Regions from separate parts of the Homo sapiens genome. Here regions 2 and 3 are each linked to region 1. A link is a contact called in ENCODE Hi-C or POLR2A ChIA-PET data. All regions are on one chromosome and are shown on one strand. The core of a region is the stretch at or near the end of the contact, and the rest is flanking DNA. Distances in the headings are between cores, read along the strand shown.

Evidence for each region. Hi-C counts contacts between places; a loop is a spot of excess contacts on that map. ChIA-PET counts read pairs that join two places held with the same protein, here RNA polymerase II (POLR2A). Pooled maps may share reads with other maps.
Region 2: a loop to region 1 is called in a map of endothelial cell of umbilical vein, with 8 times the contacts of the local background. The contact joins two enhancer-like sites. A Hi-C loop is called at or near these places in 20 of 168 maps with a recorded cell type or tissue (Caco-2, Calu3, HepG2 and 13 more) and 17 of 50 pooled maps. POLR2A ChIA-PET finds 5 or more read pairs at or near these places in 11 of 52 experiments (BJ, Caco-2, GM12878 and 8 more).
Region 3: a loop to region 1 is called in a map of endothelial cell of umbilical vein, with 3 times the contacts of the local background. The contact joins two enhancer-like sites. A Hi-C loop is called at or near these places in 3 of 168 maps with a recorded cell type or tissue (Caco-2, PC-3 and endothelial cell of umbilical vein), 1 of 37 single-sample maps with no recorded cell type and 10 of 50 pooled maps. POLR2A ChIA-PET finds 5 or more read pairs at or near these places in 6 of 52 experiments (AG04450, H1, RWPE1 and 3 more).

The regions. Positions count from the first base shown.
Region 1 is chr12:45,232,939-45,236,854 of GRCh38, forward strand. The region is part of intron 1 of ANO6 (anoctamin 6); the gene reads left to right. Among named protein-coding and RNA genes, the nearest start is that of ANO6, 19 kb to the left of the region's middle. Within about 2 kb of position 2,418, at least 27 of the 41 ENCODE cell types and tissues checked have a DNase peak (open chromatin) inside an H3K27ac peak, as active enhancers do; they include PC-3, PC-9, ascending aorta and 4 more, where a contact is called at or near this core.
Region 2 is chr12:45,266,461-45,270,493 of GRCh38, forward strand. The region is part of intron 1 of ANO6 (anoctamin 6); the gene reads left to right. Among named protein-coding and RNA genes, the nearest start is that of ANO6, 52 kb to the left of the region's middle. Within about 2 kb of position 2,456, at least 26 of the 41 ENCODE cell types and tissues checked have a DNase peak (open chromatin) inside an H3K27ac peak, as active enhancers do; they include PC-3, PC-9, ascending aorta and 4 more, where a contact is called at or near this core.
Region 3 is chr12:45,190,105-45,194,125 of GRCh38, forward strand. It overlaps the pseudogene PLEKHA8P1. Among named protein-coding and RNA genes, the nearest start is that of ANO6, 24 kb to the right of the region's middle. Within about 2 kb of position 2,432, at least 3 of the 41 ENCODE cell types and tissues checked have a DNase peak (open chromatin) inside an H3K27ac peak, as active enhancers do.

The DNA of each region.
Region 1 (3,916 bases), core at 1,168-3,667:
AGGAGGAAGAAAGAGAGGGAGCAGGTACATCTGTTCCCTGCACTCCATCTTTTCCTCTTGAGGAAGGGAGAGGCAGGGAGCTAGAAGCCAACGGGCCTCTGGATTCTCAGCCAGAAATGGCTCTCCAGACTTCTACTCTACTGGCTGTGGGATGTGACTCATTCCTGTCTGGAGGAAGAGTTTAACCTGACTTCGGCTGGGAGTCACAACCAAGCACGTAGGGCATGAATCACAATCTGTGAGGGTGGAAAATACCTACTGATGACTCTGATATGCTTCTCTCAATATTTGTTGCCCATGAAAAATCCTAATATTAGAGAATCACACTGGGGATTTCCTCCCCTGTGAATAGCCAAAGCACCCTAGTAATAGAGTGATATGGAAGATGCAAATTAAAGCTTGCTTTGTTTTCAGTTCATAGGGCAAAAAATAAAGGGTTGCAAATTCTGTTATCACTTGCTGTTAAACAGTCCTGTGACTTATTTTTCTGTGTAGGGATCTTTCATATGTGATTGAAACTAGCAGGTAATATATCTGTATTATTGTTATATCTAATACCTCTAATTCCTTTCAAATTGGGAATATTGTCTTTATAAATGCCATTGAGATCAAGTATAAGAAATATTAACATTATCTTTTGCCTGTGCTCTTGTCTGAACCCTCTATTCCTAGTACTGCTTATTTAGTCCAGTGATATTTTTGGTTAACATTGTAAAAGCATATTTTACATATAGTAAAATGTACTGTTAACTGTTTAAGTTATGACAGTTGTATAGCCACCACCCAAAACAAGAGATGGAGGACATTTCCAGCACCCTTGTACCCCTTTCATGTCAACCTTCCTCCACATGGTCCCTGCAAGCACTTAAAGACTTCCTCCATAAATTGATTTTGCCCATTCTTGAGCTTCGTTCTAAAGAAATCATGTAAAATGTAGTTTTTTGTGCCTGGCTTCACTTAGCACAATCTTTCTGGGGATTCATCTGTGTTATAGATATCAGTAGTAATCTAGTGTATTGGAACTATAAGAATATCTAGAAAATGTATTTTGAATTAAATCTTGAAGTATTCGTTTCTTATAGGTAGCAGACTAACAATCCTTAACCTTCTAATTCTGTTTTTACTTTAAAGTCAGGTAGCTTTTGGTCTTAGTTATTTTTGTAATCTCTTTAAGCAGTTCACATAATGCCTTGCCAATTATAGGAAATTAGCAAATGTGTTCTTAAGTTGGAAGAGAATGTGTGAGGAAAATTCACTCCTATCTCATTTTACAGAAATTCAGATTTTAATTGTCCTGCTGTAATTGTGAAACTGAACTGCACATTCATTCTGAGGATTATTGCACTGATGAGTTTACTGATGAGTGTGACACTGGTTCGGAGGGAACTGTTTGCAGACTCTCCCTATGTATAAGGAGTTCATGTGTAATAATTTATTTCTCCAGAAGGTCACCTTTTTTCCTACTGATTTTTTTTTACTGGTAAAAATATTGCAAACAGATATTGTTAGTCTCGTTTGGTAACTGAAAGAGCTCTGAGAACGGAAAAGTTAGAGTGACCTATCCAAATGAAGGAGCAGTTCAGTGTTGGTGCAGGATATTAGATTCCAAAATATTTGTTCAGGCCCCTTTTCCAAGTTCCCAGGGAAGTTACTGACACTGATGTTGGTTTCTTTTAAGAATGACTCATGATTTTTCGAGCCTGGTTTCCACTCTTAGTCATCTTCCCTGCCTGAGTTAAAACAGGCTTTAGGCTCTCACTGAATTCCAGCCTTGACAGAACCCCCCACCCCCACCCCTGGGCTTTTGATTCCCACTTCCTAGCTCAGCTACATTCCAGTCTCTGGAACCAATTCTGACTCCAGGCAGGCAAGATGAGACAATTCAGCATTTACTATCAGTCCAGCAGTAACCTTTCAGTTCTAATAATTTGGCTTGTCCTTTTCCTCCTCAGTTGTTCAGACTCCTTTCTCAGAAACATGCCTAGGACCTCAGTCTCTTTAGTTCTTTGGATTCTGTGTTGCTCTTGTCAGTGTTTACTATCAGTCCAGCAGTAACCTTTCAGTTCTAATAATTTGGCTTGTCCTTTTCCTCCTCAGTTGTTCAAACTCCTATCTCAGAAACATGCCTAGGACCTCAGTCTCTTTAGTTCTTTGGATTCTGTGTTGCTCTTGTCAGTGTTTCCTAATCACCCTCTTGCCCTGGAAATAAAGTCCTCTCCAATGTGGTGCTACTTCTCCTCCTTCCTGTAGCAGACTCTGGTTGTGGCCTGTCTGTGCCTACAGATTTAGTGACAGGAGCTGTACTTTTCTGTTCCCTTCTTTAGCTGTCATACTGGTGGTATCTTAAATCTTAGCCCTAAATTGTGATGAAACTGTTGTATTTTCACAAGTCTTCCTTAGTCATATTGTGCTGTCTGTTCTAAGTAGGGCTGTGAATAAGAGTGGGGTACAGTTTCCTGCAATAAGAGATGGGAGGCTTAACTTCAGCTTGGCACGTAAGAAAGATCAAATGTTTACTGCAATGTGGGAAAACCACCTCCTGGGCATAATAGAAATCCAGGCCTGGCAGTAAACAATTCTATTCAAAAGCAGCTTCTCAGGGCTGAGGAATGACCTAGTTGAGTGGCATGACATCTGAGCAGAACTAGCAAGGAGGCTTGGTGGTATGCCGCCTTTTAACTCCAGCACCTGTGGCTCTTGAGCATTCTCCTCATTCTTCAGTATGGAAAATGGATATTTTCTCAGTCTTGTGCAAAAACAGCTTCAAGAAAAGTCCCCTAGTCAAAAATTCCAGTATTTGGAAGTGTACCAGGAGTCCAAAAAGTTGAGAACTACTCCTGGCTTTTTCCTTCCCTCCCTCACACTGACGGCATTCCTGAACTAGCATGCCTGTCTGTCTCTACATTTCTGGGTGACTGCCTCATCCCAGGTGGCCTTCCTCCAGCTGTGAGCTGGGTGTGTTCCCAGGTATTTAATCCACCCTTGGGGCAAGTTCTTCCAGGCAGCCTCCAGTGCCCCTTCCGGGATCCTGGCTGGATCAGGCTGACTGTCCTTGGAAGTGAAAGAGGCTACATATGAAGGGGAGAAGGGTCCTCTCTGCCTCAGGAGAAGGAAATTAGTTACAGGTGCATGCATAGGCAAAATAGCCCCAATCCTGTTGTGATATAACAGAATTTAGAAGACATCTGGCTCAAATTTTAATTTTCAAAAAGTGATAAATTCTGTGAAGAGGTAACCTGTAGAGTTTATTGTCAAATTAATGGTAGAGCTACTGTATGTGCCACTGTCAGTTGTTAATTATTATTATTATTTTTTTAAGTTCTAGGGTACATGTGCACAACATTTAGGTTTGTTACATAGGTATACATGTACCATGTTGGTTTGCTGCACCTATCAACTCATCATTTACATAAAGTATTTCTCCTGATGATATCCCTCCTGCAGCCCCCCACCTTCTAATAGGCCCTGGTGTGTGCTGTTCCCCACCCTGTGTCCAAGTGTTCTCATTGTTCAATTCCCAACTATAAATGAGAACATGAGTTTGGTTTTCTGTCCTTGTGATAGTTTGCTGAGAATGATGGTTTCCAGCTTCATCCATGTCCCTGCAAAGGACATGAGCTCATCCTTTTTTATGGTTGCATAGTATTCCACGGTGTATATGTGCCACATTTTCTTAATCCAGTCTACCACTGATGGACATTTGGGTTGGTTCCAAGTCTTTGCTATTGTGAATAGTGCTGCAATAAACATACGTGTGCATGTGTCTTCATAGTAGAATGATTTATAATCCTTTGGGTATATACCCAGTAATGGGATGGCTGGGTCAAATGGTATTTCTAGTTCTAGATCCTTGAGGAATTGCCACACTGTCTTCCACAATGGTTGAACTAATTTTCACTCCCACCAACAGTGTAAA
Region 2 (4,033 bases), core at 1,206-3,705, 34 kb after region 1:
TACTTGTTTTAAACATTGGTGCCAAGTCTTTTTTTAAAAAATTGAATTAATATTACTGTGACACTTTCCCTTTTCTTAGTTATCAGCCTTTTGACTATAAGCCAAGCTTTTAAAAGTCACTAATAAAATATATGAGGCTTAGCCTGGTAATATAGTGAGACCTCATCTCTACAAAAACGTTAAAAAATTAGCTGAGCGTGGTAGCATGCACTTGTAGTTCGAGCTACTTGAAAGGCTGAGGCAGGAGGATTGCTTGATCCCAGGAAGTGGAGGTTGCCGTGAGCCAAGATTGTGCCACTGCCCTCCAGCCTGGGTGACAGAACAAGACCCTGTCTCAAAAAACAAGTGTGTGTGTGTGTGTGTGTGTGTGTGTGTGTGTGTGTATAATATGGCTCTAGTTCTTTGAGTTATGGGGTTTGTTAAAAATGACGAAGTGGGAAACCCATTCAGGTCCCAGCTTGAGCCACTTAACAGGGTGAACATGATTTAGTCAGTAACTCCTGTTTCTTCACAAAGCAGATGAGGCCATCAGCATCACGGTGGACATAGTGGGCTTTTCACCTGTTGAAGACTCTTGTGGGTGACTGTATCCATGTTGTGCTATTTGAATTGAATCATCCATCTATTTATCTGTTATATTAGTTTGCTGGGGCTGCCATGACAGAATACTTTAGACTGGGTTGTTAAACAACAGACACTTATTTTCTCACAGTTCTGGAGGCTAGGAAGTCCAAGGTCAAGGTGTCAATACATTTGGTTTCTCCTGAGGCTTGCTAACGACCACCTTTTCTGTGCCCTCACATGGTCTTTCCTCTGTGGGCATGCACTCTGGTATCTTTCTGTGTCCAAATTTCTTCCTCTTTTAAGGACACCAGTCTGATTGGATTAGGGCACACTCTCACACTCTCATTTTCAACTTAATCACCTCTTTAAAGACCCTGTCTTTTCCAAATCCAGTCACATTTTGAGGTACTTTGGGTTAGGGCTTCCACATCTGATTTTTGGGGAGTTATGATTCCATAACATCTATTTAAAATAGCACTTACTAGCCAGGCATGGTGGCTCACGCCTATAATCCCAGCACTTTGGGAGGCCGAGGCGGGTGGATCACTTGAGGGTCAGGAGTTTGAGACCAGCCTGGCCAGTGTGGTGAAACCCCGTCTCTACTAAAAATATAAAAATTAGCCAGGCATGGTGGCGGGCACCTGTAATCCCAGCTACTCGGGAGGCTGAGGCAGGAGAATCGCTTGAACCAGGGAGGTGGAGGTTACAGTGAGCTGAGAACATGCCAGTGTGCTCCAGTCTGGGCAACAGAGCAAGACTCCCATCTCAAAAAAAATAGCACTTACTTGTTGTAAATTATGTATGAAGAGGCTAGCATAAAGAAGAAACCGGAAATAGCCCTCCACTTATTTAGTGCCTATTATTAAAAGGGGAAGGGTACAGGTATATGAAAAGATAAGTCAAAACTGTATTGAAGGGTATAAAAGAAAAATAACTCTCTCTCCCAACCCTCTCCTATTTTAGGAAACTTCTTTAAAATCATTTACACAAATGTTTAAAAAGGCCAGGTGCATTTTTTAATGTATTAGTGTGTCAGAGAGAGTACAGATATCTCTATATCTGCACACAGATTAGGCTTTTAAATAACTACATAGTATTCCATTGTGTATGTACTATAATTTACCTAATCACCTATTAACAGGCGTGTAGATTGTTTCCAGTTCCCCCACTACTCCATTACAAACAGTAGTGCTGGATTCCTTTTACAAACCCAGGTCTGGGCACAGTGGCTCATGCCTGTAATCCCAGCACTTTGGGAAGCCAAGGCAGGCAGATCACTTGAGGTTAGGATTCCAAGACCAGCCTGGCCAACATGGTGAAACCCCATCTCTACAAAAATACAAAAATTAGCCAGGTGTGGTGGTACATGCCTGTAATCCCAGCTACTCGAGAGCCTGAGGCAGGAGAATTGCTTGGACCTGGTAGGTGGAGGTTGCAGTGAGCTGAAATTGCACCGCTGCATTCCAGTCTGGGTGACAGAGTGAGACCCTGTCTCAAAAATTAAATAAATAAATAAATAAAATACATACATACATACTTAACCAGGATGAAAAAAATAATGAAGAGCTACCTAAGAAGAATAACTGGGCTCTGATCTTGGTGAAAACCATCTTTGTTTTTCACCTTCCTGTTTATTGGTCTTTACAAGAGTTGTTGTGAAAGGCATTTCATTCTTTCCTGTCCTCCAGTACCTGACCACATGCCAATACCTCTTCTTCCTGCAATAATAGGAAGGGAAAGGGCTTTCCTTGGCAACATTAGGTCATAGTCCTCCCCAGGAAGAAAGGTCTGTCTGGATCATTAACGGGCATAGACTATTTTTAGCTAAGGAAAACAATTTTTCTTGTAAGAATTGCTATTTCCGTGCTCAGGGCAGCACATGCATCCTTTCTGGCTGCTTCCACCCATTGGCAAGGGGCCAGCTCTCTAATGGAATGTGAGCAGTCTTACTGCTAATCAAGATTTATGGTGGAGACCAGGACGCCTGGCCGCTCATTGGATTTGCAGACCCTCCAAGCTAACAGCGGCAGCCTTGAGATTAAGTGCAATGCAGAGGCTCTGGTGCTGTTCCCAGGCCCTCCCTTCTTCTCTGGGGCCAGCTTCTTAGCCACAGGTATCATCTGGCATTATTTTATAAGCTGTGCCATAGTGCAGATGTTCTTTTCTGAGGAATTACTTTCATTTCTGACTCATTTCAGGAAATGAGACAGTCTATCAGAGGTATTCTTCATTTCCAGACCCCTGGAGAGTTCATTTTCACCTGGGATTTCTAACCACATGGGGGCAGTGCTTTATTTACCCAGATGTGAGAAATAACAGTAATGAATAGTCTTCTTCTAAGGCAGCCCTTACTTCCCTGCAGAATCCAGTGTGAAGGCCCAGAGGTAGCTTATGCCCTTATTAGTGTAAATATTTCTGAGGCTTTGGTTTTGTGATGCTTGTGGACATGCTGTGTGTATGGGCTTTGGTGCAGGAAAAACATAATTTAGCAACAGATTTAAAAGGTAGTCTGGAGTGTTTCTAATTACTGTTTGTTTAGTTCACCATTGCCTAATAAGTGGATTTAAGTAACCTCGGGGGTAGGGAATGTAATGTTCATATTACAGTCAACCATGCAAATCAATTTCTAACTAAGTATTGCAGAGAACACACCGTGGAGCCATTTTATAGAAGTATTCCATTGAATCTTAAATTTAGACCTGAGAGCATTTTGGATTGGGCATTTCCCACTGGTTGATGCACACAGCCATGTGTGGTACAGTCCCGTTTAAGATCCTTCGGTGGCCTTTGGCATTTAGTTTTCTTGTTAATTCAATGTAGTTTTCTTTTTAATTTTCCCATCCTTCATTGACCATAATAGGGAACTGAAGTATTAAGAGGGCCCAGAACAGTAGTTGTCAACCTTGGTTGTAGCTTGGCATCATTCTGGGAACTTTGAAATTACTGATGCCTGAGGCCACCTCCAGAGATCTGGTTTAATTATTGGAATGCAGCCTCCACTGGGATTTCTAAAAGCTCCCAGAAGATGTTATTGTGCACCAGGGGTAGTGAACCACAGACCTGAGATGTCAGGGTCCTGAGAGCTCATCTCATCCAGTGGTTCTCAGCCCTGGCTGCAGATTAGCATCATCTGGAGAGCTCATGAAAGAAGCACTGAGGTCCCACCACCTGAAACGACCTTTCAGAGGAAGGAGCCATTCTTTTTAGAAGGTGCTCAGGTGATTTTGATGCACAGCAAGAGTTAAGGTTAACTGACATCTTAGCCATCCCATGTTATAGATAAGGAAAATGAGAGCAAAAATGGTCAAATGGCTTGTACGAGGTCAGGTCCTTGTTGTTACAGAGGCAGGTCTGATGCCGCCTCCTGCTCTGTCTGCAGCCTAACACCATCCCTTATATTGGCCTGTTGTATTTATTGATGCCTCCTCATCCTTCAGGTGATGTTCCTGCCTCCAGGAGGCCTTTTCTG
Region 3 (4,021 bases), core at 1,182-3,681, 43 kb before region 1:
TTCTTCTCTCCCTCCCTCCTTTCCTTTTTCTTTCTCTTTTCTTTTCTTTTCTTTCTTTCTTTCTCTCTCTCTCTTTCTTTCTTTCTTTTTCTTTCTCTCTCTCTCCCTCTTTCTTTAAGTGGCTATATTTTTTTCTCTAGCTTATATAACTTTTACGTAAGTAGTTCATATCAGTCACAAGGCCAGGCTGCTAGAAGTTTAAGATGTTTTCAAGAAAAGTGGAGAAAACATTGGCATCTATAAGAAAAAAAAATTTTAACACCCCCACATTTTTGGGAACTTGACATACAATTCCAACTGTTTGTTCCTAAACTATGCCAATGAAATTTTTTTATTCATTATTTTACATTGCAGACAGACAGATAACAGAACCAGAGTTCTCTAGCTCTTTTGTCTAAGAGGTAGTGACATGGCATTGGATTCAAGCAAATCTGAGTTTAAATTCCTGCTTCACCACTTACTAGCTATGCCAGAGACTAACTGTTTTAGTGTTCATTGTGACCTTATGTTTACTAATTAGTAGAATCTCCTAAGTTTCAGCTGGGCACAGCACTACTCAGCCATAAGCTACATTTCCCAGCCTCGCTTGCAGCTAGATGGGGCCATGCAGCTAAGTTCAGGTTAGCAGGATGTAATTTGAAAGGATTTCCACAATTTGGGGGCATCTACTTTGAGACAAAGCTACTTGCCTTGAATATTGTCTTTCCCCCTTCCCATAGGCTGAAACATGACTATGATGGTGACCTAGCTTTGGCCATGCAGGAGATGACAGTGGCAAGAGAAGGAAAATCTGGGTTTCAGATCGACATCATGGAGCAGAGCTGCGCCAACAACCTGAAATGCATGCTCACAGTGGCCTGTTAAGAGGGACAGAAATATAAACATTAATGAATGAAACCACTATATTTCGCAGTCTCTTTATTACAGCAGTTCAGACTATAACCTTGAAAATATCCTTGCTATGTGCCCTTTGTGTTTAACCCCTCAGAATCTCAGTTTCCTCTTCTGTAAACTGGGGATAATTTCTACCACACATCCACGATGTTGAAGACTAAATGAGAAAACCAGAACCTCACACGAGAGGTGCCCAATGAATACAGCTGATCCACCAACAAGATTCTCCAGTAAATCTCCAATGTCTAGCACAGTGCCCAGCACATAGTATGCCCTCAATAAATATTTATTGAAAGAACAACTACTCAGCCACAGGCCAATCAGAGTGGAAGTTGTAAGTGCCCAGAAATCCTGAGTGATAACACTCCTATTGTGAGGATTAATTGATGCCACATATGTGAAAGTCCTTAGCAAATGCATGACTCATACGTAGTAAGGCACTCAAATAAAAGTTTTCATCAGACTGTAAGCTTCTTGAGGATGAGTTCTGTGTCTTGTTCACCACTATGTCCCAAGTGAACAGCCCACAGTAAGAGTAAGTAAATATTTGTTGCATGAGGAGAACATTGATATACAATGGGTGAGCTATTTTTATCCCCATCAGGTATCTTCTTCCCACACAAAAGAAGGAAATTGACATACAAAAGTTAAGCAATTTGCCCAAGTTGACACAGCTTCTAAGTAGCATAGTAAAGACTTAAGCTAAGTTTACCCTTACTAGGTTCATATTTGGAGATCTTCTAATTTTCAACCTAGGTAGATACTCTTTTTTCTTTTTCTTTTCTTTTTTTTTTTTGAGACATAGTTTCACTCTTGATCTTGTCACCCAGACTGGAGTGCAATGGCGTGATCTTGGCTCACTGCAACCTCCACTTCCCGGGTTCAAGCAATTCTTCTGCCTCAGCCTCCTGAGTAACTGGGATTACAGGCGCCCGCCACCATGCCCAGCTAGTTTTTGTATTTTTAGTAGAGACGGGGTTTCACCATGTTGGTCAGGCTGGTCTCAAACTCCTGACCTCAGGTGATCTACCCACCTTGGCCTCCCAAAGTGCTGGGATTACAGGTGTGAGCCACCGTGCCCGGCCGATACTCTTTTTCTAGAGCAGACTTTAAGACAAGTATGAGGAGAGAATTGAAAAGAGGAAGCTGAGTTGGAATGTTTTCTCTCATTTTACAGATTTGCTTAGCACATAATATGAGGGTATACTCAGTGCTTAGCAAATCTGTAAAATACATAACCCTACAGCAGGGAACATTCTTCCCATTCCTTGCTTCTTAGAGGGCCTACACTGTTTAAAAGCATCTCCTCTCATTTTTTCCTCCTATTTATGTATAACTAGACCTTTTGGATCCCTATGGAAAAACAATTCAACAACTTTTTTTAAAGACTCATTGTTAAGTGACCAGATTAACAAATATTCACCCTTTAGCCTTGGGTAGTATTTATATCACAGAAGAGATAAAAGGAGAAGCCACCAGCATGGCTATCATGTTCTTACTCTAGCTGATTTGAAATGCCCTTTACACTTTCATCTTAACTACCAAAACAATAGATGAGTCACTGATCCTCAGCAAGATAAGTCACTGTTCTTCAGCGAGGGGATAAGCAGAACTAGTTCTCCTATCAGGATGAGGAGTTAATTATAAATGGTTTGGTTAGAGTGGGCTTGAGGAAATGCTGATGGGGGCAGGGTTCTTCTCTCTAGTGTATCCTCCCTCCCCGTTATCATTCTATAAACAGTTACTACTTTTAGAGGTGTATTGTTTTTAACAACTGTTTGATAATGAAGATACTGGCTGATTCCGTTTTAAGGTAGATGCTTTTGCAGGGATATTTTTAAATTAAAAAAAAAAAACAAAACAGGTAAGGATGAAAAGTTCCAGGTGAGAACAATGGCCCCTTTATAGCCTTTTTCTCTGTTTAGATTCAGAAATGCTGTCTCTATGGTATCCCTGGACTGCTTGCTGGCCTTTGAAAAATGGAAACCTATAAGTGATCGTCCTTCCATATTGCTTCTCGGGACCCACTGACCCCAATAAAATAAATTGATATTTATTTGTATTATATATTACATGTGTCCATGTGTTTGAGTGTGTGTATTTCCAGGTTTAGAAAGTTTGTACAAGTATTACCTGTAAATACTGTATTTGGTCTGAGACATCTATGAGGACATTTAATTTTTTTTCTGTCTTCATTCTTTCTTTTTAACCACTTTCTTCTCTTACCACTCATTAGTCTTTTTTTCTAACCTGATACACAAAGGTGGATATTGTTTAATGTGGCCATTTAGAAACCATGTCAGTTATCTTCCTGCCCTCTCTTCCGCCCCTGAATATGGGGAAGAAAGAGGCTCTGAAGGTTTGCTATCCTGGGTATAAGTATATGGACTCCCCTTTGTGAGAAGCTGTAGCCATGAAAGACAGAATCTGCCTTCCACCCAAGGTGGTTCCCTGGGGCCATGATTGCCTTTCCACATGGATGCTTTACACCTATGTGGAAAACAAGGCCACCCGACATTTACCCCAATGGTGGTAAAATACATAGGTGAGGAAGACCTCTGCCCCATACAGCCTTCCCTCACCTGAACTTCCTGTGAATTCTGAGGTCTGGACTAGGTCCTGATAGAAAAAAAAGAAAAAGGTCGAGTGTGGTAGCTCACGCCTGTAATCCCCGCACTTTGGGAGGCCGAGGCAGGTGGATCATGAGGTCAAGAGATCGAGATCATCCTGGCCAACATGGTGAAACCCCGTCTCTACTAAAAATACAAAAATTAGCTGGGCGTGGTGGCATGTGCCTGTAGTTGCAGCTACACGGGAGGCTGAGGCAGGAGAATCACTTGAACCCGGGAGGTGGACGTTGCAGTGAGCCGAGATCGCATCACTGCATGACAGCCTGGCGACAGAGCAAGACTCTGTCTAAAAAAAAGAAAAAAAAAAAAACCTTCTCAAAATAAAAAGGGAACAAAGGTGCATTTGAGAAGAGGGAGAATTTGGAGATGGACCAGGGTTTAAATTGTTGACTTAGTGAACAGAGGGGAAAAAATATTATGATGCTAGCAGCCTTTTCTGGAATTTCCAGACCTTTGGTAAAAATCCTAAGCCTTTTTTCTGTGTATGAGACATAGGA